Linked DNA regions of Homo sapiens: region 2 is linked to region 1. Evidence: chromatin loops called from intact Hi-C (ENCODE). Cell type or tissue: lower leg skin. All regions are shown on one strand. Links, peaks and the distances in the headings refer to the core of each region. The heading gives the core; the rest is flanking DNA.

Evidence for each region. Hi-C counts contacts between places; a loop is a spot of excess contacts. Peaks named below come from ENCODE experiments on the same cell type or tissue, not always from the same donor. Only the 100,000 strongest peaks of a DNase experiment are listed, where the experiment ranks them.
Region 2: it touches region 1 in a loop (7-fold over the local background); 7 of 110 quality-filtered maps call a loop at or near these places.

The regions. Positions count from the first base shown.
Region 1 is chr4:2,621,420-2,624,334 of GRCh38, reverse strand. All of the region lies in intron 2 of FAM193A (family with sequence similarity 193 member A), which reads right to left. Among named protein-coding and RNA genes, the nearest start is that of FAM193A, 86 kb to the right of the region's middle. RefSeq lists an enhancer at 1-621. In lower leg skin, for the core only: no CTCF peak of the experiment used is centred there; a DNase peak (open chromatin) is centred at 1,464.
Region 2 is chr4:2,225,864-2,228,778 of GRCh38, reverse strand. All of the region lies in intron 3 of POLN (DNA polymerase nu), which reads left to right. It overlaps HAUS3 (HAUS augmin like complex subunit 3), which reads left to right. Exons shown (of 6, transcript NM_001303143.2): 6 at 1-430. Among named protein-coding and RNA genes, the nearest start is that of HAUS3, 15 kb to the left of the region's middle. In lower leg skin, for the core only: no CTCF peak of the experiment used is centred there; no DNase peak of the experiment used is centred there.

The sequences.
Region 1 (2,915 bases), core at 155-2,654:
CGTCTCTTCTAAATACACAAAAATTAGCCAGGCATGGTGGGGCACGCCTGTAATCTCAACTACTCGGGAGGCTGAGGTTGCAGTGAGCCGAGATCGCGCCACCGCACTCCAGCCTGAGAAACAGACCGAGACTTTGTCTCAAAAAAAAAAAGAGAGAGAGAACATTGGGCAAAGACCTTCCTATGTCCCACGCCAAAAGGATTTCACCAACAACAACTAGAGAACACAACACAACCCTAGGTTCCTCCTCCCGCTCAGTTACCCTTCCATCGGCACCAAGGCTCCTTCTAGAAGAGGCCCTGAGAAGGACTCTGCTCCTTGGGAACAGGGGCTCAGGGCTCAGGTCTCAGAGCTGAGGGTGCCCACAGGGTGATGCAGGGTGCTAGAGAGCCTTCCCCAGGCTCATGACAGGGGCTGCCAGCTCCATAATCATTGCATCCCCCTGACCCCCACAGCATGAGGAAAAGAAATACAGTCACAAGAGAGACTTCCAGAAAGGAATTCACCTAAGTCTTGAGTATTGCACTATTCCCACTCTGGTCCCCACAAGGAAAAGTGTGCTCTCCTCACCAACCCCTCCCCCAGTCAAGCATGAAGCCACTGAGACAAGCCCCCAGAGAGACGGGTGGTGGCCTGTGGCAAGGAGCCTGGGGCTCACCCTGGGCTGGACTTGGCAAGGTCTGTTCAGATGCTTGCACTACCCCAGTCTGCTGCTGAGCCAAGCACAAGGAAACTCCCAAGGGCCTGTGGCAGGTGCTGTGGAGTTGGGTCACACAGACACTGGTGCAGGCCTTGCAGGTAAGACCCTGCAGCAGAAAAGCCTGAGCGTTGCTAAGTGGGCAGAGGATTAAGACAGCAGGGGACCGGCCAGGCGCGGTGGCTCACGCCTGTAATCCCAGCACTTTGGGAGGCCAAGGCGGGCAGATCACGAGGTCAAGAGATCGAGACCCTTCTGGCCAACATGGTGAAACCCTGTCTCTACTAAAAAAGCACAAAAATTAGCTGGGTGTGGTGGCGCTCGCCTGTAGTCCCAGCTACTCGGGAGGCTGAGGCAGGAGAATTGCTTGAACCCGAAGGCAGAGCTTGCAGTGAGCCGAGATCGCGCCACCGCACTCCAGCCTGGTGACAAAGCAAGACTCCGTCTCAAAAAAAAAAGACAGCAGGGGACCCAGCTCAGCTGCCGCCAGCACACAGGAGGGTAAGAGCTTGTGTCATCCTGAAAGAATCCCACCCCAAATAGGTCCTGCTGGGGAAGCAGACCCCAGAATTACACCATGAGGGAAGGGGGGCAGAGTGCGGGACAGCAGTGGTAGGGGGTTGGGGGCAGGCTGGTTGTGTCACACAGTTTCCACTAGACAGTCCAGCACGAAGTCCCTACCAAGGTCTCAGAAGTGCCCAAAGGTCTGAATGTTTTGCTCTGTTCTGAATGTTTGTGCCCCCGCCCGCCCCCGTTCATAAGTTGAAATTTTAACCCCTAAGGTAATGTATCAGGAAGTAGGGCCTTTAGGTGGTGATTAGGTCATGAGGTCGGAGTCTTCGTGAATGGAATTAGTGTCCTTTTATAAAGAAGGCCCCAGAGAGCTGCCACATCCTTCCACCGCACGAGGACAGAGAGAGGGCACCAGCTATGAACCAAAGCTTGGCCCTTCCCAGGCACCAATCTGCCAGCACCTTGATCTTAGACCTTCCAGCCCTCCAGACTATAAGATATAAATGTCCGCTGTTTACAAGCAGCTTAGCCCATGGCATTTTGTTGCAGCAGCCTGAGCATGCTAAAGCAGCACCCCCGCCACCAACAAGAAAGAGCCAGCAACCACTGGGCCACCCATTAGGACCACAGGCCTAGCGCTAGTGGGCCAAAAAGAACCTAGACAACCCAGCAGAGAACAAAGACCCCCAAGTCTCCGCTCCAGTGCCCCTTCTCCATCCTGGAGGAACAGGACAGGCATAAGGAAGCAGGACATACACCACCGCCCTCTGCCCTTGGGGACTCCTGCCATCACTTAACATGAGGGGAAGAGGCTTTGAATTAATTAGATGAGACATTTAGGTTTTTTTTTTTTTTTTTTTTTTTTTTGGAGACAGGGTCTCGCTCTATCACCCAGGCTGGAGTGCAGTGGTGCAATCTCAGCTCACTGCAACCTCCGCCTCCCAGGCTCAAGCAATCGTCTCACCTCAGCCTCCTGAGTAGCTGGGACCAAAGGCATGCGCCACCACACCTGGCTTAATTTTTCGTATTTTTGGTAGACACAGGGCTTCGCCATGTTGCTCAGGCTGGTCTCAAACTCCTGAGCTCAAGTGATCCGCCCACCTTCATTTCCCAAAGTGCTGGGATTACAGGCGTGAGCCACCACACTAAGCCACATTTAGGTTTTTATGTAGACTGGACCTGAGTACCTGAAAATGTGGTTATTCCAATACCAAAAGTGGCTGGAAGGCCATGGAGTTCTGACTGAAGAGGCATGGTAGGGCAAGGAGAGGGCAGTGGTAGAAGAGGCTGTTCCCTAAGCGAGTCCGTTCCCTTCAACAAGCGAGGTTCACGCTCTCCTCCATCCCACGCCCATCTAACAGCAAAGTTGTCCACTCCACCTCAATCCTAAGCACCTCCACAATCCACCCATTCTTCCTCCGCTGCTTCCAACCCAGTCTAAGCCATCATCACCTACCTCTTGCCTGCACAGCTGCACTGGCTCTCTCTAGTGGCACACCTATTTCCGTATGTACTAATCATCCATTCTCCAAGCAGCAGCAGAGTGAGATCACAGAGCTCCCTACATAAAACCTCTGTTCTCCTCCACTTCACTTAGGAGCAAACACCGTATTTCTTACCACAGCTTTCAAGGTTGCTCAGGTCAAAGTTCTGCTTTTAAGTCACTGCCCTTGCTCCCTTTGCCTCGTACCCTTAGTCAGTGAGC
Region 2 (2,915 bases), core at 1-2,500, 400 kb after region 1:
TTGCTATTTTGTGTGGTGAACAAGAGATATGTTTTTGACAATATGTGTATTGTGCTGCTATAGAAATGTAAACTCTTAGGTGGCAAGGATTATTGGATCAGTGTATATGGATTTATGATGTGGTATAATAGTAAAAGCAGTGGGGCCGGGTGCGGTGGCTCACGCCTGTAATCCCAGCACTTTGGGAGGCCGAGGTCGGCGATCATGAGGTCAGGAGATCGAGACCATCCTGGCTAACACGGTAAAACACTGTCTCTACTAAAAATACAAAAAATTAGCTGGGAGTGGTGGTAGGCGCCTGTAGTCCAGCTACTTGGGAGGCTGAGGCAGGAGAATGGCATGAACCCAGGAGGCGGGGCTTGCAGTGAGCTGAGGTCTCCAGCGTGGGCGACAGAGTGAGACTCTATCTCAAAAAAAAAAAAAAAAAAAAGTGAAAGCAGTGATATGCTCACAAATGTCACTGAAATGTTTATAACATCAGGGCTTTTGGTGTTTTTTTGTTTTGTTTTTTGTTGGTGTTTTTTTTTTTTTTTTGCTACTAGCAAAGCAGTTTTTATTTTAAATTTGCAAGCCTGGGCCAATAGTTTGTGGTTGGTTTCTCTTTCTACAAAATAAGGTATAAGTGAGTGAGATATAATTGAGTAATGAAATTGCATTGAAATAATTGAGAGTATTGCCGAATATTAGCACAAAAGCTCTTATAAACACATCTTGATTAAGATACATTTGCACTTAACGTTTTGATCCATTCATATTGAGGCATCTGTTGCTTATATACTTTATTATAGTAGAAGTCACTAATAAACTGGTAAGAATTTTTGAGTGTGAATTACATGCCTAGCAATTGATAGTGTAAGACACTATCATAATCACATTATTCCATATTTTTTTGAATAATAGAGGGTGCATACTTGACAGAGGTGGAAATATACTCCCCTTCAAAAACCGGTAAGAATAATGAAATGCCTCTGGCAGCTATAATATGAGGCTCTGATGAAAAATTTACGACAGTCAGTCCATCTCATATAAGCTCTTATTGTTGTTCTAAAATACATTGTTAATGCCTGGGACGATCACTTGAGCCCAGGAGTTCGAGTCCAGCCTAGGCAACATAGCAAGATCTCATCTCTGAAAATAAAATACCCCGTTAAAATTCTGGCTTTTGTTTGTTAAGGTTATTGAGAAGGTAATAGAAAAAGATATGATACTACTTTTCTCTCTTGGATTTGTAAAAATAGTGGAATTTTCATAAGGATTTTGTATTTTCTATTGCTGTATAACATTATTAATACAAACTTATTGGCTTAAAAAACACAATTATTGTTGTACAGTTTCTGTGCGTCAGGAGCCTGGACCTGACTCTGCTAGGTCCTCTGCAAGGGTGGACTCCAGGTGTCAGCCAGGTCTGGTGTCTCTCCTGAGGCTGCAGTGGGGAAGCATTCTCTTCTAAGCTCACATGGTTGTTGACAGAATTCAGTTTCTTGTAGACTTTCAGACCAAGGGTCTCAGTTTCTCACTGGCTGGTGTCTGGAAGGCATCCCCAGTTCCTGTCATGTGATCCTCTATGTGGGCAACCTACAATATGGCAGCTCACTTTCCCTAGCAGCACTGACATTACAGTTTTATATAATGTGATCAAATACATGCTGCTGCCTTTGGTGTGTTCTGTTGGTTAGAAGCTAATCAATAGTCCCATTCACCCTCAAAGCGGTTTGGGGTTATGTGAGGACATGATACCAAGAGGCAGGGATCATAGGGCCACCTTGGAGTCTTTCCACCACAGATTCTCACCAGTTTTATTCCTTCATCATATGAATCCAAATTAAAGTTGGATTGCTGGTGGATTATTGATGAGTGATGCTGGACCTAAAGTTTTAATTGACTCTGGATTCTTGTGAAATACTGAGCTGTTATGTCAAATTCTTCTAAGAAAAATATTGTAAATTAGCCTTTTATTTCCATGAGCCTATTTCATACCAAATAAATATGGAATTTCAACTCAGAAATTAATGGAAATAAACTACACATATTTACTTTTACAAACACTAAGTCACACCAAACTGTATTAAACCTGTGATACTTGTCATTTTGGGGTCTAATTTTCTTATCTGCTAGACTGACTGAGGTGACTCAAGATACACATTCAGTAAAGATTGGACTGTTATATCTTCTTGAAACAAGTATAGATCCTTATTTAGAAACACTTTGTCATGAAAAACACTAAAAATGCAAAACACATTAATGTAAGAGAACATCCATGTAACTACCACTTACATTGCCAACACCTCAAAATTTACTTCTCAATTAAAATCTCTCCCTGCTGAAATGTAACCATTAATTATCCTGCCTTTTATGGCAACCACTTCATAATCATGGGCATTTTAAATTATTCCAGATAACTTTTTGGCAGCGATTACTCATTTCTTACCACGTTGAATCCATCCTTGTTTTCTGAGGCACACAATTACACTACATGGCTCAGTCTTGTTGCAGTCAGGTTTGACCAAGTGGCCAGGTGCCTGTCAGTGAGTTGTGAGCTCAGCGGGTGCCATTTCCAAGGGAGGCTCCAAGACAGCCTGCCTGCTTCTCTGGCCTCTTTGCTTCCCATCGGTTGGAGCTGAAATGATTCTTCTCCAACCCTGCAAATGATAACAGTGTCCTAGAGGATTGTGGAACAACATGCTAGAAGGATCCTGGGCCCCTGAGTGACTTTAAAAAACAGCTATACCACCTACTGAGACCATTCACCTCAGAACATGGGAGAGAGATAAACTTACTTTTTTTTTTTTCGAGACAGGGTCTTGCTCTGTCGCCCAGGCTGGAGTTCACAGGTCATTGCAGCCTGAACCTCCCAGGTTCAAGCAATCTTCCCACCTCAGCCTCCTGAGTAGCTGGGACTACAGGCACTTGCTACT